Linked DNA regions of Mus musculus: all the other regions are linked to region 3. The links are chromatin loops, found by intact Hi-C in ENCODE. Cell type or tissue: left cerebral cortex. All regions are shown on one strand. Links, peaks and the distances in the headings refer to the core of each region. The heading gives the core; the rest is flanking DNA. Region 1 has its middle 39 kb from the start of Spata19. Region 2 has its middle 18 kb from the start of Spata19. Region 3 holds the start of Opcml (opioid binding protein/cell adhesion molecule-like). Region 4 overlaps Opcml (opioid binding protein/cell adhesion molecule-like). Region 5 has its middle 28 kb from the start of Spata19.

Region 1 (6,087 bases), core at 363-5,362, 360 kb before region 3:
CCAAATAGCCTTAGACAGCTATGGAAAATGACAGCTCCCCTCCACTCCCCTCCCTCTTTCCCTCCCCCCCTCTCTCCCTCCCCGCCTCTGTGTGTGTGTGTATATATATGCATTATATAATATGTAATCTATTAATCTATCTATCTATCTATCTATCTATCTATCTATCTATCTATCTATCTATCTATCTATCTATCATCTGTCTGCCTGCCTGCCTGCCTTTCTTTTTTGCTGTTTTATGTTGAGTAAAGGACCAGGGCTGTGTTTATTTCACACATGAATCTTCTTGGAAGCAAATGGACTAGAAGCAACTATTTTTTTTTGAGGTCAGAGGGTCCTGAAGAGAACACTAAAGCTCTACAGGACAGGGGAGCCACCTTGGTGGAAAGAGCCATAGTCTTGAATGATTGCCCTGGCTCTGATCCCCCCTCCACTGCTAGAGAGAAGGAGAGAGAGAGTGAGCAGGACATAAGCTTTGCAGGTTTTCATAAACAGCCTTTAGTTTCCCCCTTGACAAACACAGGCTGCTTTCCTGACATAGTCTTTGAAGAAACAGGAAATAATATCTATAAGTCAGTCAATTTCCCTAATAGACTGGCCCACCAATCGCTGCCTCCCTCTCCCCTGTCAGCTGTGCAGATTGCTTCAGTGGTGCAGAGATGTCACATACAGAGTGGTCTGATTGCCTGCTGTGGGCATTTGGGTATCATGCATTCGGAATGAGAGGAGGCAGGTGGAGTGGGTGAGGTGGGTGGGTGGCTGGCTGGCTGTCATCCACAGAGGCATCGTACACTGAGCCCAGAGCGTGCCACGGTTAGGAAGGTTCCCAGGTGTTAGCCCCTCATATCCAAGCTGCCTTTTCCTGATTTAAGCAGCGAATCCCCAGGACCATGCCTAGCTCTGAGGGATTTCATTTATCATAAACAGCAGTCGATCAAGACAGAAGCAGTGTGGAAAAGTGTTCATGCATTTTGGGTGGAAATAGCAGGTTTCAAAGTGGATTGTACAGTATGATCTTGAATTTGTGACAATAATTATTCTGTATACACATAAGGGATAGAGCATAGAAATCAACATACAAATAATGAAGATCACGGGGAGTGGGGGAAAAGCATAAAGTTTAAGTTTTCATTTGCTTTTACCACTTATATTTTTTCTCCTGAGGGTATATATTGCCTTAGAAATAAGGAGAAAAAAAAAACGTTTTAAATATGTAATATACCTGAACATGAAACTGAAAAGTATAAAACAAATTAGAAAATTACTTAAGAGTATACATGACAGGTTTTTCGTTGGCTGGGTTTCTCTTGGGTTTCCCCCCTTTCTCTGAGGTATCCTTGGTCATTTGGAAGATTCTAGATGTTTTGTATCTTACCTTGGCCAAAGGCCTCATGGTATGACATGTCCTCTGTGTGTTCTGGTACAGTTCTTCCTCAGGCTTTTTGGAGGAAAGACCTGGGCCTTATGTCAGGATCTCCCCCAGAGTCCATCAACCTGATTTCCTGGTTACTTACTGTGACCATCGCCTTGGAAGACCCAGTTGATCCTTTGAGCCTTTGCTTTTACCTTCTCTCAACAGTCCTGTTCCTAGGCTCTTTCTCACTCACCACCTGCTCTTTTATTGAAGCAGAGTATGGAAAAACCCCTGACTGTTCTGGAACTCACCACACCAGGCTGGCCTCAAACTATTCTGCTCTATCTTTGCCTCCTGAGTTCTGGGATAAAGACAAGCACTTCCGCACACCGTCCCCCATTCCTCTCTTCTATACCATTGACACTAGATCCTGGAGCTTACACCCTGGTCTAACTTGCCCTTCAGAAGACAATCTGGCCAACTTTTAAGGCTGACTCAGAGCCTGTGGTAATTTTGAGCTCTTAGTTTTCGCTCAGATTCTGTGCTGTCTAGCCTGGCCATATCTTCTTCAATGTGGGTTCTAACTTGTCTGTGCTCCCTTCAGTCTGCTGAGTGTCCTCCTTAGGGTCTTGAGCTCTCAGGATCACCCTGCAGCAGCAGCAAAGCTTCTGAACGAACCTGAACAACAACAGCAAGGTAAAAGTCCCCAGGAACAGTACTTGATCTCCTGTCTGGCATCCTGGGGCCCCAGATGGTCCCCTTTCCTGAAAGGACATAAGCAGTCCCACTACATTAGTAGATTTAGATGCAGGCCAAGATGGAATTGTCCCAGCTCTGTGCAGGGTGCTGCAGGGTGCGAAGTCCTATTTTGAAAGTGCTGGTGAAATGCTCCTGTGTTTTAGCTGCTGCCCTCTTCCTGCCATGTAGTGATGTGCTCTCTCCTCCAGGAAGGGCCGCCGGCACAAGCAACTGCAGTTTATTGGAAATCTGGAGGGACTCTCAACAGAGTCACCCCGTGTTCCTGGAGAAACAAGGGTCCTCTCCTGAGAACCTTAGTCTCATTGATAAAAGCATGTAAGAGCACACTCAAAGGGAAGCCTAGGAACACATTAGATTTTAAAAGCAAACTTCCAGGGCAGGCAAGCTGTAAATCTTGGCAGCTGCCCGAAGGATGAAGATGAAGCAAAGAAAGAAACAGTCACATTGTCCTAGCTAAGCCAACATGGAGGTCAGCCACATGGCTGGGGGTGGGGGTGGGGGTGGGGTGGAGCTTTTGAGAAAGAATGAAGCACCAAGAGTTAGAAGAGCATACTTAGGAAAGATGGGGCTGTGGGGGGAAGGAACACTAACATTTCTTCTTTTGAGTAATTCAGGAAAGAGGGCTGAATTACAAAGCTGCATGCCTGTTGTACCCCTGTAAGCTACTGTGCAATGGATGGGATTCTGGGAAGGAAAAATACATTATCTCAGTAAAGGGCAACCACTACTCCTACCTCATTAGCATGGCTTAAGGTGAACTTGCCTTCCTTGGCCCCCCCAAACCCCCCATCCTGCTTTTCTGAGGGCTGGTCCCTTAGCCTTATCATCAACCTGCCCAACTGGAATGCTAGGTCTCTACTTAGGCTAGAGATTTTATCCTGTCGACCAGAGGGGAAGAGTTTTCTCTTAATGGGCCCCTCATGCTTCTGTGACATTTGGTCTAGAGGGGAGAGGGGCCCAGGCCACTGAAGCATCATTTGATCTGACCCTGCATGGACCCCGACCAAGGGAAAGGTCTCAGTATGCCAGAACGAGCAGGGTACCTTGTGAGTACCTGACCCCTGCTCACAGGCCTTCCTATATATCCTGAGCTGACTGTCTTGATAGAGAGGTAAAGGTGTCCTTTCAGTCTTTTGGGGGGAACCAGGAAGGATTTAATTAGGAGATCAGAAGTTACAGCTGTGTGGGTGTCTGCAGTTCACTGGGACCGAAGCACAGTTCAGAAATGACTTCGTTGCTTTAAATGATATCTCTGTTTACACACGAGACAGTTTGTATAATTCATGAGGATTTTGTATCATTTACCAGCGGGGGGAATCAGCAAACATGGTTTCCACGTTCTGTTCTTGTAACTCTGTGGCTTCCAGTGTTATACTTCCCCACCTGCTCGCTCGCTCCCCTGCTCCCCATCTGCCCACAAGGACCCTGATAAACACAGCAGGTCACACAGGTGACACGTGCAGTTCATAAGCAACAATTTCTGGCCTCACGAGCCTGAGGAGTCCATGTTGCTCCTCCCATGCTCCATCTTCCTCCTGCCCCAGGGAAGAGAGGAGCAAAGTTGGGGGTTTCCTCTTCAGTCACACATCTGTGCCGCCTAGAGTGAAATGAACAAGCCGTTGGCTCCAAGGCCCATGCTTTAATTCTCCAAAAACAAGAGTGAAGGGGGGTAGGGACAGAAAACAAAACAAAACAAGAAAACCAAAACCAAAACCAAAACCCCAAACCAAAACTGAATTTCACACCATGAAATTTGTTGCTTGCAGGAGAGAGCTGGCTTTCTAACCCTTTTGCCTCTTGGCCCTTCAGACTGTGGCAGTGGCCACCCGAGGAGAGAGGCACCCCATGGGTGTTTCCTAATGTTGTATTTTGATACAACAGGATTTGGTGGGGGCTTTGCTAGGAAAATTCTGGGTTTGTGTGTCACAGTGGCAATGGGACCATTTATCATGTGTGTCAGGTGGGGGTACATGTTTAACCATCAGTACGATTAGGCTAGCAGTTTGAATTAATAAGGAGCTAAAAGTCACCACCATGCACATGTGGGTGAGCTTGCATGTACACACACACACACACACACACACACACACACACACACACACACATGCACGCACGCGCGCGCACGCCAGAAATCAACAAGTAGCTGCTGCATAGACTTCACAGTCACCATTCATCCTTACATTCATTCTTCTGTCTCCTGTCTTCTGCTTGCTTCCCTGTCACAAATGCTTCTGATCCTCCTATTGCTGGGAGAGATGCAATTATACACAGGGCTATTGTATTCTCAGTGCATACGGGCCCATATGCTGAAGGCTTTCTTCTCTTTAAGAATCCTTTGAAATTTCATTGTCTCATCCGAGGACCAGATCAATGACTGCTGCTCAATTAGGTTTCTATGGGTAGAAGACAGGGAAAGAACTCCCATCCCTGTATCCAGTTGCAAACATCATTTATTAACCCGAGGAGCAAGGGGGGGATTTAGGGCTTTCCTAGCCAAACAGGGAGAGGTTGAATGTTTTCAGTCTTTAGAGGCCCAGGAACAGGGCTCACAGGCCGGCACCGCACCATCACTTCCTTGCTGTGTAAAGTTGCATTTTCGCCAAAAGCCCTTCTCAGTGCAGGCAGAAGCCTCTGTTAAAAGCAAGCCTGGCATGGCAGCTGTCCCAGGCCTGGCTCCGTTCAGGCTCTCCCCACCCTCCCCCACTTTCTGGAGGTGACTTCTGTGGGCAGGGCCTCAACAGAGTCATCAGGTCCCCCTCATTCCTGGGCTCCACTGTATGAGATGGTCTCAGCTGGAGGCAGCAAATGTAGGGGAGAAAGGGCTGATTGAGTTGGGTTTGGGACCCCTCCAAGTCCTGCAAGGCTTGCAAATGTTTAGGGAGAGATTTCCATATCACTCTAAAGTTGCTTGTCTTTCTCCCAAAGGCAAAGGCTGCTGCCAAGACTGGAGGACTTGGAGGTAGAAACTGCCCTAAAGATAGGGAAGCGAGCAGGATCCATTTCTGGTGTGTGTGTGTGTGTGTGTGTGTGTGCGTGCGTGTGTGTGTCTATACATGCACACATGGTGGTGGGTTTTAGCTCCTTGTTAATTCTCTGTAATAGAGCTCACAGTGCTAAGGAAGCCTAGGACTTCACTGGGCATTTGGCCAGCTCAGCAGAGGCAGTGTGATGTCTGGGAAGGGAATTTTTAGAAGCAAATGGAACGTTGGAATGGGGATCCTGGGCACAATGGAATGGCTTGCAGTGCAGAACGGCCATGTGTTATAGTTAGTGACCCTCAGTGAAGCTACTGCCGAGCAGATGAACCCGGAGGAGGCAGTGGCATGTACTTGCAGTTGGTAGTTTCTGGATCCCCACTGACAGATGAGAGGTCACTTACAGACTCTTATGTGGCCAGGATGGAGATAGTAATTTCTTCAAATTGTCTGACCAGTGATTCTCCTGGAGAAGGATGAATCACAGCTGGGGTAAGCTGAGCTGAGCAAGAACGAGAAGTGAAAGTTTGGGAAAGCCCGTCTTTCCGTCTTCCCAATTGTAAGGCATTGAGTTTCCACAAAGCTAGGTCAGTGATTTCATCCATCCATCCATCCATCCATCCATTCATTCCTTTGGCAGGTTAGCAGCTATTTCTTATGTGCCATGTACTGTGACACACTGAGAAAGAGGGCAGAAGATTCTCTGCAAATGTTGCAACTTGTAGTTTGCAGTAATTCCAATGGTCTCTCACCCTTAATCTAATGAATCTATGGTGAATTGTGTGGCCTAATGAGAGAGCTGTGTAGGTCCAGGGCTCCACCCTTCCAAATGTATTAGTGTTGACTATAAAAGGGACTTAAAGATAAGAGTTTGATCTCTCACTCCAGCGTTCACGTTCCCTTCTGCCTTCTGTCATGGAATGATATAGCAGCAAAGCCACAAAATGTGGCTTTTGATGTTAACTTCCCAGCCTCCAGGATTATAATCTATGACTCAGG
Region 2 (6,087 bases), core at 464-5,463, 380 kb before region 3:
TGCTTTCATGCTTCCTGCCATGACGATAATGGACTAAACCTCTGAACTGTTAGCCAGTCCCAATTAAATGTTTTTCTTTATAAGAGTTGCCATGGTCATGGTGTCTCTTCAGAGCAATAGAAACCCTAAGTAAAATGCCAGCACATAAAAATGGGGTAGTTTGGCCACATGGGAAGGAATGGATGCCCAGTGATTGTGAGAGTATGCAGGCAGGCCTTCCACACAAAACAGATGGGCAAGGAAGATGTATAAGGAGAGGATGGAGGCTGAGAAGTATAAAGCATTAGGAGGGGCCCAGGCTCTGGTCCTATAGGGGCAACTCATCTTGGTGTGTAACGTGGACAAAATGGGGGCACAAGAGGCCCCTCTAGGCTCTCTCAGATGGCTTAGTGGTTGTTGCACCCTCTGGGTATTCCACACAACAGCATCAACTGGTTCTGCTTGGTTTGAGACACAGTGTATATGCATATGTGTTTGCTTACTTCATAGACTGCTCTAGGGAGGTGTACTCCATCCTTCCAGGGTCTGGGGAGGCAGCACTCTGCCTCCACGCAAGCCAGTAGCTCTTCTATATGTCTTCCAATTACCCAGCAGTCGATGTAGGGCTGAAAGCCATTTTCCTAAGAGAGGGAAAAGAGAGTCTAGAGAAAATGTCAGGTGTTTCTGAGAATTGGGGAACTCTGAGTGACCCACAGGGAAGTGGAACCTGTGTGAGGATGGTCCCTGCCCACCTGTTTCATCTTGCCCTGGTTGTCACAGAGGATGATACCATCAGCTTCTGAATTTTTCAGCGGGCTCTGTCACTGGGATGCATACCCACGTAGGGCAGGGGGGATCCCAGAACCCTCTTCCTACTCCTGGCAGTACTCAAGGAAAGACAAAGCCACTGGCCGTGACTCTGGCCTGAGTGTTGGCATCTCTTTTGCTGTCCTCTCCCCATTGTTCCTTTGAATCCTGGGTCTCATCTCTCCTAGCACTGCAGTTTATGCCTTCACTCGTCACTTGCTGGTGTGTGTGTGTGTGTGTGTGTGTGTGTGTGTGTGTGTAGTTGGGCATGGAGGCCAGCATAATGAGTGTGGGATGGATTATGTGAGGAGGTTGCCGTGAGAGAAGGGACAGCCCAGAGAAAGGCAGGGCAGTGGCTTTATTTTGTAGGAAGGCTTTTAAGTAGCTGTGTACCTTCTAGCAGAGGTGTACATGCAAGGCCTTTTCCTGAGGGGGACTGTGTAGCGTGTGTGTACGCGAGCGAGAGCTCGCGCACGCACGCACGCGCGCACACACACACACACACACACACACACACACATATTGGCCCTGGAATCTCATCTGTCCCTTGGTACCTTGATCTTGAGGAGGTGTTCAACCTCACTGTGATCCAGGTTCACAGAGTCTTTTTGAAGTCCAAGGGCGGGAACCACTGTCAGTGGTACAGTAGGTGTCTGACACTTGGCAAACCTCAGGCCAGGCCAGCCACAGTGACTCCTAACCATATATGTTTAGGAAAGGGATTTGCACTGCACTTTCTAGCTGCAGTGGCTGCTGGCCATTGCTCCTCACGCCCATGAACCAATCGCATAAGCCTTGGGCAACGTGGGACAGTAACCTTGCCCTTCTGCAAGGGGATAGTTTCTGCTTTCCAGGCCCATAAAATTTCAGAATGAAGATCATGGTGGTCTTTAAGAGTAATAAAGAGCCACACATACCTAGGGGAAATAATCTCTAGGGGTAGGGATGGACTCAGAGGTACAGTGCTCGCCTAGTGTGTTGGCTGGCATCTGAAAGCCAGCGTGGCCAGGAACGGGACGCACTGGCTGGTTTTGTGTGTCCACTTGACACAAGCTGGAGTTGTCACAAAGAAAGGAGCCTCCTTGAGGAAATGCCTCCATGAGATCCAGCTGTAAGGCATTTTCTCAATTAGTGATCAAGGGGGAAAGGCCCAGCCCACTGTGGGTGGTGCCATCCCTGGGCTGGTAGTCTTGGATTCTATAAGAAAGCAAGCTGAGTAAGCCAGGGGAAGCAAGCCAGTAAGCAGCACCCTTCCATAGTCTCTGCATCATCTCCCGTCTCCAAGTTCCTGCCCTATGTGAGTTCCTGTCCTGACTTCCTTTGGTGATGAACAGCAATGTGGAAGTGTAAGCCAAACAAACTCTTTCCTAGGAACCCCAACTTTTTTCTTGGTCCTGATGCTTTGTGCAGGAATACAAACCATGAAAAGACAGAGGGTTTTCCTGGAAAAGGTACAGGAAGTGTCTCCTCTTCTTTGAGTCCAGCTTGTATGCTCCTGAAAGAGGTGCTGGGGGGACTGGCTGCTGTTTCTCCACCTTTCATAGTGGGAAGCTTGGCCTTCCTGGGTTTGTGTTCCAGTCCAAAGGATGTTGTCATGGCCGCATATGGCCAGCAGAGGGCGGTGTCGATCCAGGAGTGCCTTTGCCACACGTCCAACCCAGGGTGTAAATTGCTCAGATTTTCCCCCAACAAATAGATGGTACCCAAGCCACCAGCATGCTCTCATCTGTGTCCACAGCCAGCTCTGTCCTGCCTTTCCAGTGAGGGAAGTTCCTGTGCTTACTCAGGGTGTAGGAGGAGCAGCGACCAGCAGTCTTCTGCTTGCTGGCTCGGAGAGGCGCTCTGGCACAGGCATCTGCTCAGCTGGGCCCTGTGGGGAGCTGACTCCTGGGGGAATGAATTCACTGGCTGTTGTGCGCAGACTCAGGTTACAGCTGCGCGCTACTCTGGACTCGCCATTGGCATACCCAGCCAGGTGGGATTCCCAGAGAGGAGGTTGTGGGGAGGCATATTCTAGGGTTCAGGAACTTTGGGAACCTGTGTCTGTGTCTAGGTGGCCTTATTAGAATCTGGGGTGAAGTACTTTGAGACTTTGGCCTCCAACCCTGTGAGGAGGGGGTTTGGTGAAAATGCAGGGCACAACCTTGATTCATTGTGCTGTCAGGTTTGGGAGGGAGCCAGGGGCATTTTTTTTTTTTTTTCTTCATTCTCCTCTGTTAGGGTTAAAGCACATGATAGTGTTAAAACAGAAAGGTCTGGAGCACTGGGAAAGATAATTGTAAGAGAACTAGTGGGGGGATTAATCTGGTTTTAGTAGGCTTCTACTCCCACAGAGCCCCTCCTCTAGTATCTGGCTCTATTTCTCTTCCATAAACTTCTTGACTTTATGGATAGCTACACTTTAATATACATTCCAATATTTAATTCAGTTCAGTGTTAACAGACTGACACAATTTCTAGACCTTGGAGATATATATATATATATATATATATATATAGAGAGAGAGAGAGAGGGGGGGGGCAGCATCTTGGACCACAGCCGTAGGGCAGGGAAGGACCAATCCTAACCTCAAGGGAGATGGCACTGAAGATACTGGGCAAGGCTGGTTCTCTCTCTGGCATATACCAGCTCAATTGCACTTTTGTGCTTGCTGTAAGTAAATTTTGGCTGCTAGTGTTGTCTGTGTCCTTGTAGAAATTCTTCTCCTTCAGGAGTACAGGAACCAAGAGTGCTGCCACAGTTGGGATCAGAGGGCATTTGGAAGGATGTATTGCTCTATGGCACCTTTAACCCCTGAGCCCACAGGACAGTCCACTGCTTCTGATTCCCATCCCTCCATTCTTTCTGCCAGGGACCCTGGGTATTCTGCTGCATTGTGGTCCAGGAGAGTTAGCAAAGGGAGAGAACTACAAAGAAACACTGTGGATTTAACTCGGTCTAGAGGTGCCTTGTGAGCTTTCTGCTTGAGCCGATTCCAGCCTTCCCATCCCAACCCACTTGCCCATTCTCCATTGTTGAAAGCCTTTAGGTTTCCACCTTCTTTTCTTTCGTTCTTCCTCAAGGGAGTTGACTCTGCTCTCTGCTTCCTGCAGGATGGAGACCACACACACACACACACACACACACATCCATTCACATTGTAGACATATGCATAGCATGTATTTGTGCGCACACATTTCATTACACTAGGGATCTACTAACACCTTGTGGAGCGAAGGATACACAAAACATTTCCCCCTGACTTTGTACTACTCTGCTTCCTTAGGGCCATGGTCCTACACACTGGAGAGCCATGTGGGGACACAGGTGAAGAGACAGAAGCAGCAGGAACTGTCCAGGCTGCTCCACCTTTCTCTTGCTCTGAACATGGTCTAGGCTCTTGACTCCTTTGGGCCTGGAGACGGTAATGCTGCTGTGATGGTAGTTGAGGTGCTAGAAACACTCTAGCTCAGAAAAGCTGGTGCTTACTGCACGCTAGGTACAACCTCTCTCCCGGAATCCCTTTTCTCCAGGGAGAACATGCAAGTGGGCCTCAGTTTATCTCTTGGACAGTGAGACTGTTGGAGAGTCCCTCCACTTAGAGCTGATCCTGACAGTGTGCAGGTAGAGGCTAGAGGAGGGAAAAGCCTCATGCCTTGACTAATATCTCCATTTCCTCTCCTGCTTGGTGGGCCTGGCCAAAACCTTGATGTGAAACTCTGCTCTGTTTCTCCCTCTGAGAGCTGTTTGGTCTCCTGCCTGTCTTCAAATTGAATTTAGCCGACCAGATCTTAGACTCCTCCCATTTCAATCCCAGAAGGTGACTGGCAAGTACCATTTATACAAGTAGTGCCTCTCTTCCCGCAGCATGCTGTCAGAGGGCAGGCACTGTGTACAACAGTGTGTCACGATGCTTGGCTGCTTCTGTACATCCTGGAGAGAGTTTAGGTGGTGACATGCTGTCTCCAGAGTTCTTCTAACCCCTGTGGCTGCCCCAGGCAAGGCAGCTGGGAGGGAGGGCCCTGTCACCGCCACGGCTTGAGCCTTGCCTGGTGACTTTTTGCTCTCTCCTGGGACTCTGTGTACATCTTTGGTTAGCGCCCCACCAACCCCCACTCTGTTTGAACATTCTACTCAGTGTTAAGTCCCAACCTACACTATGTGCCCTCTGTTTGAAGTCTGCTATCTTTCCTCATCACTCCTAGCATTCTAACAAGCTGCAAATTCATCTCTGTACTCCATAGTCCATATATTTAATGTAATTTCTTATGTTTAATTTTCCTCCATTTTTGTGCATGGCCTTGGAAGTCTCTGTGGAGTGATGTCTGGGTCCTGTCATCTCTAAAGGGTATTCAGTAAAGTCTGCATGACTCGGGGCAGCCTGAGCTACCACACTGTAAGGCCAAACAGTTGCCCGTTACATCCCCAGACTCAGGCTAACACTACTCACTGTCTGTATTCCTAATACCTTCTCATGACTTAGCCTTATACCCCACTCAGTGTCTCTGTACTGTGCTTCATTCCCTGAATGCCATTCTGTCCCAGGTGTGACCAAGCTTGCAAGCTCCCCTGACAGGAACTCTGGCAGTGCAAAGTGGTTTTCCCCAGACAGTTACGGTGCCTGTTTGTAGAGTGATTCCTTTGACATTGCTGTTTATAGCCAGGGATGAACCCGACAACCTTCCTTACAAGGGAACAGAAGACTCGGAGCAAACCTGGGTGCAAAGCTTTGGCAGAGACTCCATTTTGGGTTCTCTCTTACCCACACCTGCGCTACTCATCTGTTTACCTGATAATACCCACCATGCATCCTGCTCTCTCTGCCTTCTCTATGGACTTTTTTTTTTTTGTCTTTACACATTATCTTCAATGTCACTTTTCCCATTAAGATATCCCACTCCCCTCCTCCATCCTTTGTGACTGAGAGGAAGAGAGTATAGGTGGACTTCCTGCACATACAACTAGGCTTTCAAAGACTGGGGAATTATCCTTCTGAGAAAGGTTTCTCCCCAGCCACTCCATGCTGGCTACTGGTGACTGACTACTATTTTTTGATTATGAGGCCAACTCTCCTTCTCCTAACCTGAATTTTATCTCAGGTGCTGTCTGGACACCCTGGCTCTCTCCATTGCAGTTGGTCATTTCTGGCCATAAGCAACATCTCGTTATGGAACCTTTGGTTGCATTAATTCAGAGCCCTTGTTTATTGACAACTGTTTAGTCCACACACACAAAACAGCACTTAGACTACAGAAAAAGTGTGTTCAGTTTATTCATAATTTAAGTTTTGATGACAGAGAAAGAATATTAATGAGACATCT
Region 3 (6,087 bases), core at 686-5,685:
TTTGGCTGCCTTCTGTAGTGTTCCTATAAACTATGATTACACAGATGCAAATTGGATCATGGTGAAAGAAAGAAAGAAAGAAAGAAAGAAAGAAAGAAAGAAAGAAAGAAAGAAAGAAAGATTATTATTCCCTAGGCACTCAAGCCTCTTCTCTTTTCTTCCCCCGTCAGTCATTGGCCATTGAAGGAGGTGAAGGATGGCTGGCCCTCTGTTTCAGGTGAGCAGCCTGCAACTTTTTTTTTATTTAAATCTTTTGAAGAAAGAAAGAAAGAAAGAAAGAAAGAAAGAAGAAAGAAAGAAAGAGAGAGAGAGAAAGAGAGAAAAGAAAAAAGAAAGAAAAAAGAAGAAAGAAAGAAAGAAAGAAGAAAGAAGAAAGAAGAAAGGAAAAGGAAGGAAGGAAGGAAGGAAGGAAGGAAGGAAGGAAGGAAGGAAGGAAGGAAGGAAGGAAAAGAAAAGAAAGGTCAAAGTCACAGGCATGGCTGTGAGCCTTCTTCTGAGGACTTCTGCAAGTCTCTTCTTCCTTAAGACCTAATCTGGATGTCCCTATCTAAGTGTGCTGGGATCATGGCAATTGTTTGGGGTTTTGTCTTGGTAGAATTCCCTAATGCTCTAATTTGGGGGAGCTGGCTCAAATTAGATTCCCTGTATCTTTGATGAGAAAAAAAAAAAAAACCTGAACATGTCCATTTTCCAGCTGGGGAGTTAGGCTGCTTTCAAGTACTCTTGCTGGCGGGATGGGGACTTGATGCCTTTGAGCAGCCTGTGAGCAAAGCTCTGGCTGCATCCTGGGCTGGAGACCAGGAAGAAGGAATGATAAGGTCTTGGCATGAGCATTAGTCAATTTCTGCCAGGAAGCAGCCCTTTCCTGATCCTTGTGTCCCGAGACCTGCTGGGGTAAGATTTAGGAAAGGGCATTAGACCCCTCCTGCTGCCCACCCAGGAGCGGGTGTGCCCATGCGAAGCACACTGGCATACTCACACAGATCCCAGCAGTACTGCTGCGCGGTGAGGGGGGTGCGCAAGGGACAGGCTTCAACTCCCCTCGGAGTGGAGCCTTCCCAACAGGAAAGTCTCCCGGTGTCGCTCAGGAGAGTGGAGCCAATATGTGGCTTGGAGGTGGTCTGCTGTGCGCCCAGTGAAGATTGGTGCTAATGATTCTTAGCAGTTGTGTGTATGTGCAAGGGGAAAAAAAATCAGAGACGCTGTCTGCCTGCTCCCATCTCGCGCGCTCTCTCTCTCTTCTGCTCTCTCCCTCCCTTTGCAAACATTGGATTTAAACCTGCTCAGAATTCAGCACAGAGGAAGCAGCCTCGGTAGCAGCAGCAGTAGCAGCAGCACCAGCAGGAGCTAGCCGGGCCGCCGCGCACCACAGCCTCGAGATGTACCATCCCGCCTACTGGATCGTCTTCTCGGCCACCACTGCCCTGCTCTTCATCCCAGGTACCCAGCAAAGAAGGGTGTTTTCTCTCTCTGAGCAATGATGCCGCTGCTAGGGCAGAAGGGGAAGAGGGAGAGGCAAGGAGGAAAAGAGGGAGTGTAAGAGGCATGTGAGTAAGATAGGCTTGCCGCGTGTGCACACACACTCACTGGCTAGCTGGCTCTCAGGCAGACAGATGCCCACAGCAAGCGATTTGCTCCCTTCTCGGGAGAGCTGGGTTCGAGATCCGCACCGTGCTGCAAGGCGCTGCTGGTTCTGTGAAAGGCACAACTGGCATTGACCAGCTGTGGTCCCAAGGGTGACAGAAGAGGGGCTTAAACTCCGGGGCGCAAAAGCCTTCTTGAGCGCTGCTGTCGGGACCTGCAGCAGGAACTGGCATCCCGCTCAGTACTGGTCTCTGTTTTTCTGAATGTAGTAATCTCTGCGTCTCTGTTTCCTATGCTTTTTTCTTCCCCCCTTCCTGTTTTTTTTTCTCTCTTCCCAACGTTCTCTCCTCTCTTCTTTTCCATCCTTCTGAACCCTTCCCTTGATTCCCACTGCAGATCCCTACCTCCTTGTTTGCCTTCTCATTCTTTCACGAATTTTTCTCTACTGCATTTTTTTTTGTCTTAACACAATCCTTCCACCACCTCTTGTCCTTTCTTTATCCTTCCACCAAATGGGCAGATTGTGCCTTTGAAATCCACTTTCTCCTTCCTAATCATCACATCACAGCAGAGACATAAATTTTCCCTAGTAGATTTGATCTGGTCCAAGCCGGGCGAATGTTGGGAAATCTAATCCCAGTGGAGGGTTGCTAGAGTCCCAATGGTGGGCAGAGATGTTAATGCAGTGCTCTTTCTCACAGCACTTACTTGTTTGGGCAGACCAAGTCTGCAGTGACCCAGGTAAGATGCTTCAAGGCAACCTTCGCAACCCTCCCCAGTCAGCCTGCTAGACTCCTTGCAGACTCCCGCACATCTTAATAGGGTTGGTAATTGCTTCAGAGCCTTCTGCAAGCAGAGGACCATGCCTGCAGGCATCTTTCACACAATGCTGAAGGGGCTTGGAAGGCTTGCCAACATTTTAGGCAGCATCAAAGGGTCTCTGGGTCTTCCACACTAAACCTCACCCTTTAGGGGGCATTTCTTCCTCTCTCTCTCTCTCTCTCTCTCTCTCTCTCTCTCTCTCTCTCTCTCTCTCTCTCTCTTCCCTCTCTCTCCTCATGTTGCAAATGGAGATAGCATGTTTTCCGTTAAACATTAGCTTAGACCTAAATTCCCTTACATATGTACAGACATGAATGCCAATATTGTTAACCCTCACGTTCATAGGTGAAGCACATAATTCTTCATTTTATATTCAGGATGCCTCGGTGAGGTTTTCTTCCCTTTCATTTAAACCTAATTCTCCAAAGTTCTTCTAAGCTAACAAAGAAAATTAGAAAAAAAGAAAGGAACTTATTGGGATGAAAGAGAAAACTGATGATTTTTTAAAAAAGAAAAGATATCCCTTGTATAATGTTGCACCACTTTATTAAATACATTTTAATTCATTTGGAAATTTTATGCCTCCCCATTAAGTTTTGAATTCTATTTCTCTGAGAAGAGATGGGTTCCAAACCAAATTCCCAGATGTCTTTTGGGGCTGGCAAGTTCAGAGTTGGGAGGGTGTCCCTTTTCTTTTTCTAGGGTCTCCAGTGTTCCAGTGGGAGTGGGGAAAGCCACAGGCAGAGCCCAGTGCTCAGTACCTGCTTGAGCCTGGTAGAGGGAGCCAGGTGGGTGCTTCTGGTCCTCTGCAAAAAGAGAAACTTTCCTGAGAGTTCAGGAGGAAGCTCATCACGGACTAAGACTAATCGCTCCTCCCACTGTGGTTCTAGGGGCTTGGGTTAGGACCTTCCTGAGGACTGGGTGGTGAGGATGGGTAAAGGACGCACTTCACAGGGTCTCTGCATCCCTTGTGTCTGTCCTAAGGACAGAAAGTGAGTAAGACCAATGGGCTGAGTTTGGGACACAGTGCACCCCAAAGGAAGCTACAAACTGGGTTGAAACTTTCCTCTAGCGATATCCTAGTACCGTAAAGCACTAGGGGTCAGGGAGTCCTGGCTTACAGCTATAAGTCATATTCTACCATAGACTTTTTCAAGGGGCTTCCACCTGCACTTCCCAAGCCCTGCCTGGGTGTGAGGTGAGGGTGACAATCCAGCTGCAGTTATTTGGGAGAGTAAGATAAACATCTGCCTAGGGTTGCCTTTACCCCAGTAGGCAGGCTTTACTACCTTACTCCGAGGGATGCTCTCAGGTCTGAGCATCCCTCTGAGATCAGGAATAGGGAGGAAGAAAAGTTGGTGTTAGTGGAAAGAAGGGAAAGAAGACACCCAAGGCCTCCAGCGGGGTCCGAAAGGCCTGTGGCTCCTCATAGCTCGCATCCTTTACTTGCTTCAAAGTCTTCGTACTTCTTTTTAATTTTTTTCTTTTGTTTCGAACCCTGCCTTCCCTCCCCAGAGGTTGGCACCAGCTTGTTAGCCATGTACTTTCCCAGCAGGTAAAACCAGGCTAATGTGATCACAAAACCTTGACCTGGTTAGGCCTCCGTGCTATCTCAGTCTGTAGCTTTTCATTTCTTCGAAAAAACACCTTTTCAACTCAGAATAATTTTCAGGTTAATGCTGTTGTTGCCTGGTACTTCCCAGGGAGACTGATGTTCATAAATTGTTTTCCTAAGCAGAATTTCTAGGGTGGGAAGACAGTTGCAAGGGGCAGAATACTGAGCTCATATTCAAGACAGGACAGGGAAGGGGATATGGTTGACAACATGTCACGCTGAGAAGCATAGTCCTGAGACCCTGGGCATCCAGGGAGCGAATGATGAGGCTGAGTTGGTTGCCACAGGTAGAAAGAGACATTAGGGTCTTTGATAAGAGTATTTCTGTGTGTGTTTCTCTCTCTCTCTCTCTCTCTCTCTCTCTCTCTCTCTCTCTCTCTCTCTCTCTCTGTGTGTGTGTGTGTGTGTGTGTGTATGTGTGTGGTGTGTGCATGTGTGTGTTTGTGCGTGTATGTGCCTATGTGAGTGCCTGTATATATATGTGTGTGTGTATGTATATATATTTGTGTGTGTGTGTGTGTGTGTGTGTGTGTGTGTGTGTGCTGTTTATGCAAGCACACTGGGAAACCTAGGCCACATCATACATCCCAGGAGTCTTTATGACCTTGAATCTGGGCATCGATGGGAAGGTAAGTAGGGTGGAGGAGCTGGAAGTTAAGGCTGCTGGATATTTGTATCAAAACCGCCAGGAGATAGGAGCTCAGATCAACATGTGAAGTCCATCTTAGACAGGAATATGTATAAATGCTGAGTACTTTAGGTCCCTCTGATGACTTCCAGACCAATTTGTCTAGTTCAAAGTTGCTGTCCATGAAATGCAGTCATTGGGTGAAAACACATCTTCACTCCACCTGTCTTAGCATCATAGCCATGAGACAGGGTGGGGAAGGCTCTACAGAGTCTTAGGTAGTTGGGAGAAAGACTGAATTTCTAAGCTGGAAGCCTGTTTTTCTACTATGTAGACCTTCCCTCTGGTGTGTCCCTTTTACTCCTAGGTATTCAGGGGTCTTCTCTCCCATGTACTGAGCAAAGACCTGATATGAAGACTGAGTCTGGGTTTGTGACCTGTCACATCTTACACAGGTTTTCCACCATTGGCTGTCAGAAAGCCTTGGGCTTGGCTGGAAAATTCTCAGAGGCTTAAGTTGTCCTCATCATCTGCAAGCCCCTTTCTCCTTTGTGTATTTCACTTTATGAAGGATCTTGGATCTTTGGACTGAGACAAGGACATGAGGAATTTTTAATGATTTCTGTCCCCACCCTCTCCCAGTGTTGAGAAGCCTGGAGGGCTGTTTCTCTGTGTGAGAGGAGTCAAGCAGGAGACTGTAAGCCCCAGAGTCCACTGAGAGGACCAAGGTCCAGGCATCTGATTATTGAAAGGTTTCACCACCCTTTTGCCAATACTTCCTTCCCATCCCAGCTGTCATGTGGCTCTCAATCCCTGTAAATGATTGGCATATTAATAAGGTCAGACCAAGTCCTGGTGGCATTCAGTACTGGCCAGTGACAATAGCAGGGATTTAAAAGAAGACAGGCAATACCTGGCGTTTTAGTTGCCTAGAGCTGGGTAGTGTGAGATCAATCAGTGATCCCAGATGGACTGAGATTCTTGTCTGTTGCTTCAGGCATGCTTGCCTCCTTCCTTTCCTCATGTGGCACCCTCAGCCACAGCCCCAAAGCCTGGAGCATGTAGGAGATGCCTTAAGTAGCCCACACCTGTTTGTGCTTGTGGTCTGGCAGTTCTAGAGCCTGGATCTCTTGTGTCAGCCACTGGAAACATCACGTATGCTTACAGCTTCAGCCTGGCATCTGAGCTTCATGGGGCAGCATGTCTGTGGGCAGTTTTCTACTCAGTGGATCTCCACACCAGCTTCTGTGCACGCTGAAAGCTGAGAAGTTACATACTATGTGTCAGAGCATTTAGTTTGTTCTGCAGGTCTCAATGTGCCAGCCTGTAAAAAGGGTTCCAATTCTGTATGCCTCCTGTTTCCTACTGGACAAAAAAAAAAAAAAAAAAAAACAAAAAACAAAAAAAAAACTAAAAATCGAGGTTAGATGTTAACAAG
Region 4 (6,087 bases), core at 697-5,696, 450 kb after region 3:
AAATTATTTCTTACTCCAAAGGGATTTGCCCAACCCTAGGGCCTTAGGAATTTGGGGATATAGAGTTAGACCAGACCCTGTGGAAGGCTTGTGAGCATGAGCTGTCTGTCATAGTTAATGAGAGCTGCTTTGTAAGCAGCAACCTGGCCCAAAGCTCTGACCTATAGGTCACCCATACAGTCCTTGAAGTCAGCTGATATGCTGGTCACATCATCACCCTTCTCTTGCTTTCTTTGACCTGTGGGGGTAGAAAGGAGCCCATCACTTCGTTCTGGGGGAGCTTTCCTCCCCATGGTGTTCTGAGTGACATAGACTCTCTAGGAAGTACTAATATAGGCCTCCTCCTAGAGGAGACAAGAGCATGGGCTGGTGTGGCCTGCCGTTCCAGCATTCTGGTTTCATGGAACTCTTAACAGAGGAGACTATGATACCCTGTGGGAGAAAGCTTCCCAAGGGTGCTAAATAAGGCCCCCCTTTAGGTGAGCCCATGAGGGTGTTTCCAGAGGCTGTTAGATCATGAGGGTTCTGGACTAAGAAATGGTTTAATCCGTTGATGACTTCATAATATGACAGCATTATTGGGAACAAGGGAAGGAGGTGGCAAGGCCTGACTAGAGGACAGTATGGCCTTGGGTACCAAGTCTTGGCCTGGGGCCTCTTCCTGTGTTTGCTTTTTCTTTCTTAGTAACTATGGCTATATGAACCATTCTGCCCCACCAGTCATTGCCTCATGACAGACTGACACCTCGGAAACTAAGGGCCACAATTAAAATTCCCCCTTTCAAGTTGTTCTGTCAGATGTATCAGTCACCCATACACAAAAGTTGCTTGTCCAATAGGCACAGAGCACACAGGACTCTGTTAATTGGCCACATAGCCTGCAGTCTGTTGAGGGAGGCATCCCTGTAGACAAGAAAACAGGATGCAACATGATGAGAGAAGTAGGTAATGAGAACACAAGGCTTAACTCTTCAGAGGCCACCAGGGAGTCTCAGAAGAAAGCTCAGCAGGTTACCATGGGCCCCACATCAGAAACCCATCAGCATGAGCTTCTGTTGGTGCTGCCTTCTTCTCCCCGTAAGACATTCTGTCTACCATCAGGAATGCCAGAGGAGTCTGTCCCATCAAAGTCCCAAACCCAGTCTGGGCTGTTACAAAGAGGCTTTCAGGCTCTAGCTGCATTTAGCATCTGGGTTTCAGATCGCTTTTATTTCAAAACCACCTTCTGTTGTGAGTTGTTGTTGTTGTTGTTTTAATATATAATGGCATAACCAAAGGCTAGCCCATGTCCTATGACCCTCTCCCCCACAGCACCCTGCATCCATACTCTCCTCATTCCCAGTACCACACTAGGGTGTGGGGTACCACACAATACCAGAATGGACCAGTCCATTCTGTGCCAGACCTCCAGCCCCCAGAATACAGCCCTGCAGGCCTAAGTGAATAAGCAGAGAAAGGATGGGGCAGGCACCTGCAAGCTGTTTTAAAGGACTGGAGCAGAAAACACCAGCCTCCTGCTCTGTGGCCATATGAGCAGTTAAGTCTTTATTCTCAAGGTTCTCTCATGTTCCTCCACAGCTTAAAACAAGCAACCGCACACTCAGGTGTGCTTCTGGCTGGACGGCAGGGAAGGATTCAAAGAAAACTTTGCAAGTAGGGAACATAGGCCCATGGGTAACCTTCTAACCAACCTCTCGCTCTCAGTTAGGAGCATAGTTAAAATGTCCCACAGATGTGACAAAAGCCAACTTAGGGGGCAAATAAAAATATGTGCTAAAGGACATAGGGATAGCCATTTTGGGTGTCCACTGAGGACATAGTCACTGCCACCCAGCTTCATCCTCTGACCCCAGCCTTTCTGCTCACCATGGCTCACAGTCAGTCACATGGGGATATCTAGGAGCTTGTTGCAATGAATATTCTCCGGATCTGCCCTGGATGGACCCAAGTGAGACTGTATTTTAACAAGATTGGGCATGGAACTGGGTACACATCAGCATCAGAGGGGCAGTGCCCTGCCGTGCCTTGTGCTGATGTTGATTCAAACCGAGGTCTACTTGCCTGACCAAGTGTGTCTGTTCAGGACTGTGGGGCTACAGGCTATTGCAGGCTGCTATGGGGGAGCCCTGTTCACAGCCACTAAGGGATTCCTTTAGCTTCCCCTCTACACCCTGCTTGTGGGAACTGATAAACTATGCCTCTGTCATGGAATGATCTTCATGGTGAGTTAATTCCCTGAGACTGACTGCTGCCATCATGGCTCCAGTTCGAAGGATGTTCCTGATTAAGGAAAAATGATGAGGTCTCAACTTGTCGTTGGCTCTGACACTGCCACAGAATGGAAGGCAGAGCTGGCTGGAGGGTGCTGAGATGAAGGCGGGGGTCCTTTCTCCCAGGAGGCAGGTCACAGGAAGTCACGCTATGGTTTTCCCTGTATATATACCCCAGAACAGCAGAGTCAGGGAATAAGGAAGCCACATGTAGTGGGGATGCTGTTGTCACTCTTCACACACAGATTGTGCCCTTGCACTTGGCAGGGTCCCTTCACCCAGGCTGAGTATAGAATCAACTCTTCTGCACTCTGATATCCAGCCTTGAATGCTTCTGGGGAAAAAAAGAGGTCACCACATGTCAGGATAGCTACCCTTCTCCCTATGCCATGAACTCTAAGGAATGGTTTGGTCATTTCCTTCTATCAAGTTCAAAGACATCTCCCTGATACACACGGGTGCAAAACATACATACGATACTACGATATGCTATTGAATAAACTCACAAGCTCTCTGGCAGCAAATGTTTTCATCTGGAGAGGCAGGGGTCAGGGCAGAAATACAGGCAGATCTACATACGGAGAGCAGGGTCCAGTGAAGTGGAAGTGGGTGTGTGGAGGAAGGCAGGAGTGGGCATAAAAAGTGAGGAAAAGCAAGAGGGAGGATTACATAAGGAGACCAGTCCACTCACAATAACAGGATTGACGTGGCTCAGGACTTCTCCCCAAACCTGTCATTCATAACTCCTAACAGCTTCATACTTCATATTCCCCCAGCAGAGAAGGGGCAGCATAGAATAGATAGTGAGGAGTAGGATGTGTTTGTGGCAGGGGAGTGTCTGCCTGTACTGGGTTTAGTTCTCAAATTGGAGTGACAAGCGGCACTATTAAAAATCCATGTGCATCATGAGCCCCCTTGTGTCTTTGAAGAGCCATTGCAGCTCTGCAAGAATTACTGGGCTGAGGACTCTTCCAGGGGATTGAAGGGTGTCTCTGCTGGATGAACAAGGTACAAGGGCCCAGAAATGAGCACTGAGAGTGACCCAAATCTTTGTACAGGCAATCTATAAGGGCTTTATTTTTTTATTCCTTGTCTAGGTTCTGTTTGGCGTCTAAAGCACATTTCTTTCCCTATCAGCGATTCCACACAAGGGCTTGCTCACCCCTTCACTGTTCCCATCGCTTCTGTTTTGTTTGCTATGCATGCTGACAGCTGTGTGTAGGCCATGTGCTCTTCCTTGTGTGTGCCTGATGATAACAGTGAGCTTCTCTCTACTTCCTCTAACTTAGGTAAGTGATGCTGTGGTGGAGAGCTCACTGTTCCCGCATCTCCCATGCACACATTTCAACGCATCCCTGCTTCTCTGTGCTGAGTTCCTTCTGTCCAGTGACTCCTGTGATCTGTATCTTTGCAGCTGTTCCTCAAGGTTAGATCCTCATGTACCACCACTGGTACAGTTACCCTGCCCGCCAGCAACCTCTACCCCAGCAAATATCCCTGCAAGAGATGCTCTCTGGTATTTAGGATAGCTTGGGGCTGTAAAGTATGCCAAAGGACAAATCTAGGTCACAGGAATTAGTTGAGTTAACCTAAGGGCTAGCTCAGGCACTCACCAACCACGGCTTCCACAGTTGTTATTCCCGTTGTTTCCATGTCCCCTCTGCCACTGCCAGCCTTCCCATTTCTACCAGCCAATTATGTATAAAATGACTCAGTCTCATACTCACCTGCTCACCAACAAACTGAGACTCCCTTCCTGTATTCCACTGGCATCTGAGTTTCATTTTTAAATCCCATGTTCATTTCATTTGCCCATAATCCATCATCGTTTTTTTTTTTCTTTTTGGTTTTATTGATGTGAAGATTGTCTTTGTAGAACGAGTATTAATTCTATGGTGCTTTCAGATATTAAATTATTTTCTTCCATGCAGTCCAATACAAAAATATTTCCTATTCTGGACAGAAATCTTTCACTCTATCATACTTATTCATAGTTTCCTTTGTGCCTTTAGCTTTTGAGATCATGTATAGAAATTCAAGCGAGTCTTCCCCCTCTCCTAGCTCACAGAGTCACCCTCTGGCTTTTCTCTTTGTTGGCTTTGATAGTTTCTCCTTCCTGCACTCATATCTTTAGTCACAAGGCATCTGGCTCTCAATCAACACTGGGCTGGGATCTGGTGTTGTCCTATCTTGGTCTCTGAATGCTTTCTGCTCTCATTTAAACAAATTGCCATGCTGAGCCTGTGGGAGAAACAGTCCAGAAGCACAAAGCTTGGAACTGGTTGCAGGGATCAGCTCCATGGCTGGAGCAGGCTGATGGACCCGGAGTCTGATCTCAGAGTTTCCAGACTAGGTCGAGTCCTCTCTCCAGGGAGCCGTAAGTCTGATGGCGATTGGTTCTGACTCACCAGAACCAATGATTACCTCCCTTGCCGGATTTCTTGAAAGACAAGGTTTCACCCACCTGTTCTAGGCAGCTTGGATAATAAACAGCAAAATGAATCACACGTGTCACCATTTGCCCATTGGCAGCCATTGCTGCCCTGTCACAAAGAACTTTCCCATTGTAGCTTTAGAAATATGATACCAGAAGAACTGGTCAGAAGTGCCTATTAGCTGTGTCTCAGATTCACCTGTAGGGAGGGAAAGACCTGAGTGGAAAAAAATAATAAAATGGAGAGTGGAATTGGATGTATGTATTTACCCACTGCGCACCAGCTTAGTCCTCAGCTCTCTGTAGGTTACTTCCTTCCTCTGAGCTCCAGCATCTTCCTGAGCGATGGGAATGAATGGCTATGTGGATGGTGACATATACCCTAGGTGATTTATTTATCTATTGACCTATTTAGGCAGAGAGAGAGAAAGAGAGAGAGAGAGAGAGAGAGAGAGAGAGAGAGAGAGAGAGAGAGAGAGAGAGAGAATGAATTATGTGTGTATGTGTGTATCCACATATGTGCATGCATGCCAAAACTTGTGTGTATATATTTATATATTAGAGGAAAGATTTCCAATGTTGGTTCTTTTCCGACCAATAGTGTGCATTTGTGGATGGGGTGGAAGTCCCTGAAGATCATAAGTCAACATGGCAGGTGACTCCCTTACAGGGTAAGCTACCTCATTGGCCCTCGTTGGAGGGAGTTTTATGCAAGATCTCATCTAAGCATTGGGACATAACCCTTACCTGTCCGTATTATGACATGAGCCAGATCAAGTCCAAAATGCTGCTGGCATTTCTATGACACGTGCACACTTCTGACCAAAGTTTGAACAGTTTTACACACCATGTCTTAAGGATCTAATTGTTCCACATTGTGAATGACAGTCCAGAAGCAGGTGTGTTCTCCCTTGCAGAGATAAATGAAAAGTCTCGATGAGGTAAGGCCAAGTAGGTCTCTCTTCAGCACAGAAAGTGAAGAAATGGCTGTCCTTGCTGGGGACATTTCTCATTTCCTGAAACCCACAAGTTTAGATAGCAATGGTTTGGGACTAGAGCAGGGTAGAGGAAATTATTTGGAGTGTAAATATAGCTAGAAACAGCCAATTTATTTGCCAAACACATACCTGTTAAACTGCAAAGTATGTCCTGCAAAACGTTAAGCAAATAAAGTATAAAATAATAAATATTAGACTACCTGTCCATATCAAAAAGAATAAATGTACACAGGTTTTAGATATGTTTAGACATTCAAGGAAGAAGTTGTGGGAAAATATTTCTAAAATTCTTTCAAAGGTTGGTATCAGTGTCCAGGGGATAGGCAGAGACTCTGGATCATGCATTTGCTATTTGATACTCATCAAATTCCTTCAGAGATCTGAA
Region 5 (6,087 bases), core at 304-5,303, 370 kb before region 3:
CTTCCAAGGATTTCTTACTCTTTTTTTTCCCTCCCAAAATAACAAATGTTCCATTTTGGCTTTGAAAGTGTCAGCGGATTGGGAAACTTTGCACACATCCAATATGTCACTGGCAACTTAACAAAAGCATTTCTGTAGGAGTCATTTAAGGGCGGTCCTCAGCCTTCTTCATGTAAGTCCGTGATGCAGCCACTCATCTGCAAGTGTGTGTGGAAGGAAGTTCTCTAGCCCGTATTCTTTCTCCCTTTGTTCTGTTTCTCAGAGGAAGCAGAGGCCCAGTTTCCCTCTGGTTCCCACTCTTTGACGGCTGTCTCAGCTTTAGTTGCTCTTGGAAAGGTTCGAGGACACTGAGTTTGCATGTTGATAGGAAACAGAATCGAGGCCAGAGTCGAGGGGAAGAGGATGAGGAGGCAGAAACGAGAAACTGAGCCCCCAGTCTCCTGCAGCAGGCCAAGGGCCATGGTAGCTGGTGGCTTTTATCAGCATTATCATGCAATATTCCCAGCCTGCTTTGTCTTTGCTTTGCATTTTATCAATACCACTGGCAGATCCTGCTGTCCCTTTCTGTGGGTTTATTAATATTGCCCTCTGATCTATGGGTAGCTGCCACACTTTATATTCCAGCCCCATCCAGTCTTCTCCAAACTCAGACACCATATTTAATTAGATTTTCTCCCTGGCTCAGGCAAACAGAAATTGAACTACCCGTATATCTCTATTGCTCTGGAGCTCACGTCTGACAGAAGCAGACAGCTCTCTTTCCCTTTCTGGCATGCTCTCCCTCTTCTGCTCTGTCCCCACCTATGACTTGGATATCACAGCACAAGCACAATTCTAAGTTCACTTTTGCCTACAAACTCTGAAATTCTTCCCTTCATCATCCACAGCCATCCAGAAGAGCAGTGGTCCAGAGCTTCGGGCAATGGGAACGTTGTCGATCTTCCTGCAGCTGTTGGGTGGGACCTGTGCGCTGGCAGGGGTTGGGTAGTGATTGTGGGGATGGAGTAGGGGTGGAGGGAGTGGAGGAAGTAGAAGGGATAGGGATTTTCTCCAGTTAGGAGATAGCATAGCCCTATGACGTTATGCCCATGGAGATGGGACAGACTTGCTACCTGAGAGAAAAACATCATGACATTATGACATTCCCATGAGATGGCACTGCAACAGCGACTTGATGCATGTAAGGAAGGCTGGGCTATCTTATTTGCTTGTCCCTGGAAGGGACTCTGAGAAAAGTGTGGATACTTCATTCCTTCTTAGAGTGGGGAACAAAATACCCATGGAAGGAGTTACAGAGACAAAGTTCAGAGCTGAGATGGAAGGAAGGACCATCCAGAGACTGCCCCACCTGAGAATCCATCCCATATACAGCCACCAAACCCAGACACTATTGCATATGCCAAAAAGATTTGCTGACAGGACCCTGATATAGCTCTCTCTTGTGAGGCTATACCAGTGCCTGGCACATACAAAAGTGGATGCTCATAGTCATCTATTGGATGGAACACAGGGCCCCCAATGGAGGAGTTAGAGAAAGAACCCAAGGAGCTAAAGGGGTCTGCAACCATATAGGAGGAACAACAATATGAACTAACCAGTACTCCGCAGAGCTTGTGTCTCTAGTTGCATATGTAGCAGAGGATGGCCTAGTCAGCCATCAATGGGGTGAGAGGCCCTTGGTCTTGCAAAGATTATATGCCCCAGTACAGGGAAATGCCAAGGCCAGGAAGCAGGAGTGGGTGGTTTGGGGAGCAGGGCTGGGGGAGGGTATAGGGGACTTTTGGGATAGCATTTGAAATGTAAATGAAGAAAATATCTAATAAAGAAAATGAAAAAGAGAAAAGAAAAGAAACAACCTCTTCCCTCCAATGAACTCACAGTCTATAGGCAAGACTCAGTTTCCTCGTCTATCAAGTCAGGATAGTGACAGCTGCTCTGTGTGTGTTCCATCTTGTGACCTTTCAGTGAAACCAGGCATGTCGCCATGCTCCTTAATATGTGATGTTCCTTAGATCAGGCACATCCGCTCACAGTAAAATGTTTATTTATTACTCCTAAGTGACATACAGGAGAAGATGATAGAAGAATTCTTATTGATGGTGAGATGATTTTTATTTTCTTTATCCAAGAGGTTCGTTGTAAAGGGCTCCTCTTAGGTGGGCAGGGAGCAGAAGGGACTCAGGAACTCAGTGATGCAATGAAAAATTGAACAGTAACAAAGCAGGGAGGGAAAGATGGAAAGAAAAAGTGGGAATAAAGCAGCAGGCAGGGTGGTATACCCGCAGTCCTTGGTTAATGTTTGAGATCTCGGCATAGCAGTATGTGCAGTTACCATAGTGAATGCTTGTGGTATCAAATGCAAAGCACCTCATAGCATTCCTGGAGGGCACAAGGGTCCACGTGCCACCCCGACTGCTGTGAAGTAGTCTGAAAAAATTCCCTTCTCCCAACATAAAGAGCTACCCCACTCCTGCCCCAGAGCCCACCTCCCAGGCTGTGCCTAGCATGTGGTTTTGAGATTGCGAGGTTAAGCAAAGGACACGCAGAAGGCTGAGGACTGACACAGTGACAGAAGGCACAACACAGGGAGGGCTCTCGGTTGGGCAAGGGGCTATGGAGTCAGACTGATATATGCTGCAGGTCGAGTTGTGTCACCTAGCAATATGACCCCCTGGTATGACATCGCTCTCTCTGAGCCTTATATCTTCATGAGAGGAGAACCTGCAGTGTAGGGTGATAAGACTCAATGGAGTCACGTAGTGGTGACATTAGGAGGATATCTGGCCCACATTGGGCCCTGAAGCACTTCAATGACAGAAGACTCAGTACCCCTCTCAGTACCCCTCAGAGATGAGGTTGGGAGGACAGGTTGAAGTGCCAGCTTGGGTCTGACTTTCAGGGAGTTAGGCTCATGTTATTTGCTTTGTAGCATCATCATTTGGGGAGAAACATGGAGGAGGTGGGTCAGAAAGACATGAAGGCATTGAATCTTTCCAGGTAAACACATAGGCCTTCAGGAATGCCTAGGAGAGAAGCTTCCTACTTCCCCAGGCATCTCTGCTGTGGCGGAGGTGTGGCTGGGGACCACCATTGCTTCGAGCCCTTGAGACCACTCCGCTATGTTTTCAAGGCAGGGCGACTGTGGAAACATATTTCCCTTGATGTGTTCTGTTCAAAGGACCTGACACATGGCAAAGCTGGCTCTAGAAGTGACGTCTAATCTAATTCTTTTTCAGGATTGTTTAACAACACTTCACAGAGGACCTCATGCTAAAGGGTCAATTGAGATTTTTTTTCTCTAGTTAGGCAAAGTAACCTTTGTAGGTCAGAGTGTGTAGTTGAAGCTTATTTCTTGCTTATGTGACAGCCCAATATTCTGATCAGCAGATGGCGTTCCACCCCACGGTGATTCAGGAACTTAGGATCTTTCACCATATGGTTTTGTATATCTGTATGCCTCTACTTTTTCCTGTGGGTGACGGATGGAGAGCTAGGAGCTCCTTTGAAGCCTGGAAAAGGATTCTAACCCTTCTAGCCATGTTCCATGGCTGAGAGCTCATGTGTGTGGTCATATGCTACCAGGGCAGAGAGTGTGGAAAATACATTTGCCTCCCTAGTTCACAAGGCCTATATCTAAGAGTTTACAGTATTGGAAGCCATGCTAATAGCAAACACTGTGTTTATTTTGTGGATCTTACATATGTATTCCAATGATGGTCCAATCGAAAGATCAGGCCCTGTAAGAAATTGACAACAACAATAAAACATAACAATCACACCAATATTCTGTAATAAAGCCTATTGAAAACTTAAAAGTTACTTCCCCTCCTTGGAATTTGCAGTTATTGTTTTTAGGTGTCAATTGATAATGGGCAACTAAAGGGACAGAATGCAAAATTCCAGGTAGGGGATGTACAGTTGTGTGACCTCATTGTGTATCCAGGAAGCAAAGGAAAGCAGCCAGGTACCAGGGTGCTGGTGGGCAGCTGGTAAGCTCTTGGTTAGTGACCACCCATACACTGGGCTCCTCCTTTTCATGCAGACACACACAACCTGCTCTTCAGGGAGTCTCTCCTCTTGAGTCTTTGTGTGGCACCATAAGAACTGGGATGGACATTATCTATCCTCAGGATATAAGAGACTAGTAGGAACAAGATTTACTTCCATTAGAAACAACAGCTTGGGGGGATCCCAGCAGGCGGGTTCCTGGAAGGGATGGCACCATCAGGAACTGTCATGTGAGGATGTGCTGTCTGGAAGGGAGATTCTCTCTGGGCTGGACCCAGCCTCCAATCACAGAATGTCCTGCCCACTCTTTGCCTTACCCTCAGGAACACTCCATCTCTGACATCCTCAATGGTGACATCTGAGGAAGACCTGAGGACCCTGTCTGCTTTCTGTTGGTGAGGGCTTTTCCCTTGCAGGAACTCACCGGTCAGGCAGTAGATTCTTTGGTTCTTCATTCCCTCTGTACTTGGTAGATGTCTGATGTACTTGCTTCATATCAGTTCCAAATGCAAGCTAGCATCAACACCTGAATTCTTTCCCGAGATGGAGTGTGCTTGCCTGCTTTTTTCCCATGCCTCTCTGTCTGGTTAATAGTGGCTACCACGAGACAGACAAAGGTGAGGGAAACATATTGCTTTGATGAAGTTGTCATATCAAAGTTCTAAGAAATGGGGTGGTTTCCACAACAGATACCTGGAGGCCTCAGGCCTTAGTTTTAAGTGTCCATAGGTGGTTCCTCCTGAGATGGGGTGGGTAGAGGAGAGCTGAGTGTTGCCGTTCTCCTGGAGTCTAGATTGGCACCAACATTTGATCTTCCCTGACATCAGCGTTCTATGTAGTGTTTCCATATGGTGCATCCTCTGCTGACCTGTCTCTATGTCCAAACATTTCCCCCTTTACAAAGATACTAGGCACATAGGGTGGGACCAACTCTATTCTCAGAATGACGTCATCTTACCTAACCATACCTGTGAAGTCCCATTCTGAGATACTGAAGGGGAGGCCCTACCTTTCTTTGGATCTTTGTTACAGGTCTAGGTCCCTCTGCTAAGCTGAGGATGGTTGTGGAGGCCTTTGTTCCTCAAAGCCCCCTTTCACTTTTATCTCTACTCCAGACCTTGCATGACCCAAATATCTGAAATCTTTTCAAATTTTCTTCTTAGAAAGGCAATGGATGGCGCGAGGAGGAGAGAAAATTAGCGTATGCTGAGTACCCTCTCTGTGCCAGCCACCATCACAGATCCTGACTCTCTTTTAGCTAAAAGTGTTGAGATTCTGTGAAATAGGGCTCAGCATGCCCAGGAGGGGAGGGGATTTCCCTCCATCAGCCTCTGTGGCATGCACAAGCTTGCTAACCTTTTCAAACCTTTGTTCCCATGTCAGCTTCTGGGTGAACCTTCCTGAACACCCTACTTAAAACCAGACCGCTCCAGCCTTTCTGCTCTCTCCTTCCTATGCACCGCCCACCCCAGCATTTATCTGCACCACCTTAGGGAGGGAGAGATTTTCTGATTTTTTTTCTTCTAAGTTTTGGTTAGTGCAGTGGGACTGCAGCGACCATAGGGATCGTGGCTATTCTGAGTATCATGACACCCAAGACAGTGTGAGGGATATTGAGACATGCCCAGGGAATGCTGGCGACAGGGGTGATTTGGAAGTGTCTGAAGGAAGGCACTTGGGGACTGGATCAGAATCCAAATCAAACAGACTGACCGAGAGGCCCCCATGTCTGGCTCTGGCCAGCACCCCAGTTTTTCAAAATGGGTGTCATGAAGGAATACACTTTTCAATTTTTCAGCTTTCTTATTGGAAAACAGTGACATTAGCAGAGCCGTCTTCTCCCGTGGTTGGGATTGACCAGCAGAGTATGTAATGAAGGGCTTAACGGAGGGCCTGCATGCTGAAGGGTCCAGTGGACACTGCTTTTATCAGAGGTTGTTAATAACACTAATTAACACATTAACTAGCACCGGAGAAACACTCACTGAGCATTTTTATGTCTTTCCACTGCTGATATGTTTTGAATCAGACCTTTAATTTGAATTAGCCTGCTTTTGAGGTGAGGCTGTGTACTCTAAG

What was found. Peaks named below come from ENCODE experiments on the same cell type or tissue, not always from the same donor. Only the 100,000 strongest peaks of a DNase experiment are listed, where the experiment ranks them.
Region 1: it touches region 3 in a loop (2.3-fold over the local background); 2 of 42 quality-filtered maps call a loop at or near these places.
Region 2: it touches region 3 in a loop (4-fold over the local background); 4 of 42 quality-filtered maps call a loop at or near these places.
Region 4: it touches region 3 in a loop (4-fold over the local background); 5 of 42 quality-filtered maps call a loop at or near these places.
Region 5: it touches region 3 in a loop (4-fold over the local background); 4 of 42 quality-filtered maps call a loop at or near these places.

Annotation. Positions count from the first base shown.
Region 1 is chr9:27,432,723-27,438,809 of GRCm38, forward strand. No RefSeq gene overlaps it. Among named protein-coding and RNA genes, the nearest start is that of Spata19, 39 kb to the left of the region's middle. In left cerebral cortex, for the core only: a CTCF peak has its summit at 2,272; DNase peaks (open chromatin) are centred at 2,297, 4,789 and 5,154; H3K27ac peaks cover 707 bases.
Region 2 is chr9:27,411,717-27,417,803 of GRCm38, forward strand. No RefSeq gene overlaps it. Among named protein-coding and RNA genes, the nearest start is that of Spata19, 18 kb to the left of the region's middle. In left cerebral cortex, for the core only: a CTCF peak has its summit at 2,405 (motif pointing right); a DNase peak (open chromatin) is centred at 2,513; H3K4me3 peaks cover 242 bases.
Region 3 is chr9:27,790,007-27,796,093 of GRCm38, forward strand. It overlaps Opcml (opioid binding protein/cell adhesion molecule-like), which reads left to right and starts at 1,293. Exons shown (of 8, transcript NM_177906.5): 1 at 1,293-1,440. The coding sequence starts at 1,380. It overlaps Gm39314 (a long non-coding RNA gene), which reads right to left and starts at 1,063. Exons shown (of 3, transcript XR_870601.1): 1 at 980-1,063. In left cerebral cortex, for the core only: a CTCF peak has its summit at 3,166; DNase peaks (open chromatin) are centred at 1,043, 1,262, 2,335 and 3,283; H3K4me3 peaks cover 3,990 bases; H3K27ac peaks cover 2,515 bases.
Region 4 is chr9:28,244,823-28,250,909 of GRCm38, forward strand. All of the region lies in intron 1 of Opcml (opioid binding protein/cell adhesion molecule-like), which reads left to right. Among named protein-coding and RNA genes, the nearest start is that of Gm39313, 150 kb to the right of the region's middle. In left cerebral cortex, for the core only: a CTCF peak has its summit at 3,192; DNase peaks (open chromatin) are centred at 3,052 and 3,433; H3K27ac peaks cover 796 bases.
Region 5 is chr9:27,421,308-27,427,394 of GRCm38, forward strand. No RefSeq gene overlaps it. Among named protein-coding and RNA genes, the nearest start is that of Spata19, 28 kb to the left of the region's middle. In left cerebral cortex, for the core only: a CTCF peak has its summit at 3,376 (motif pointing right); a DNase peak (open chromatin) is centred at 3,401.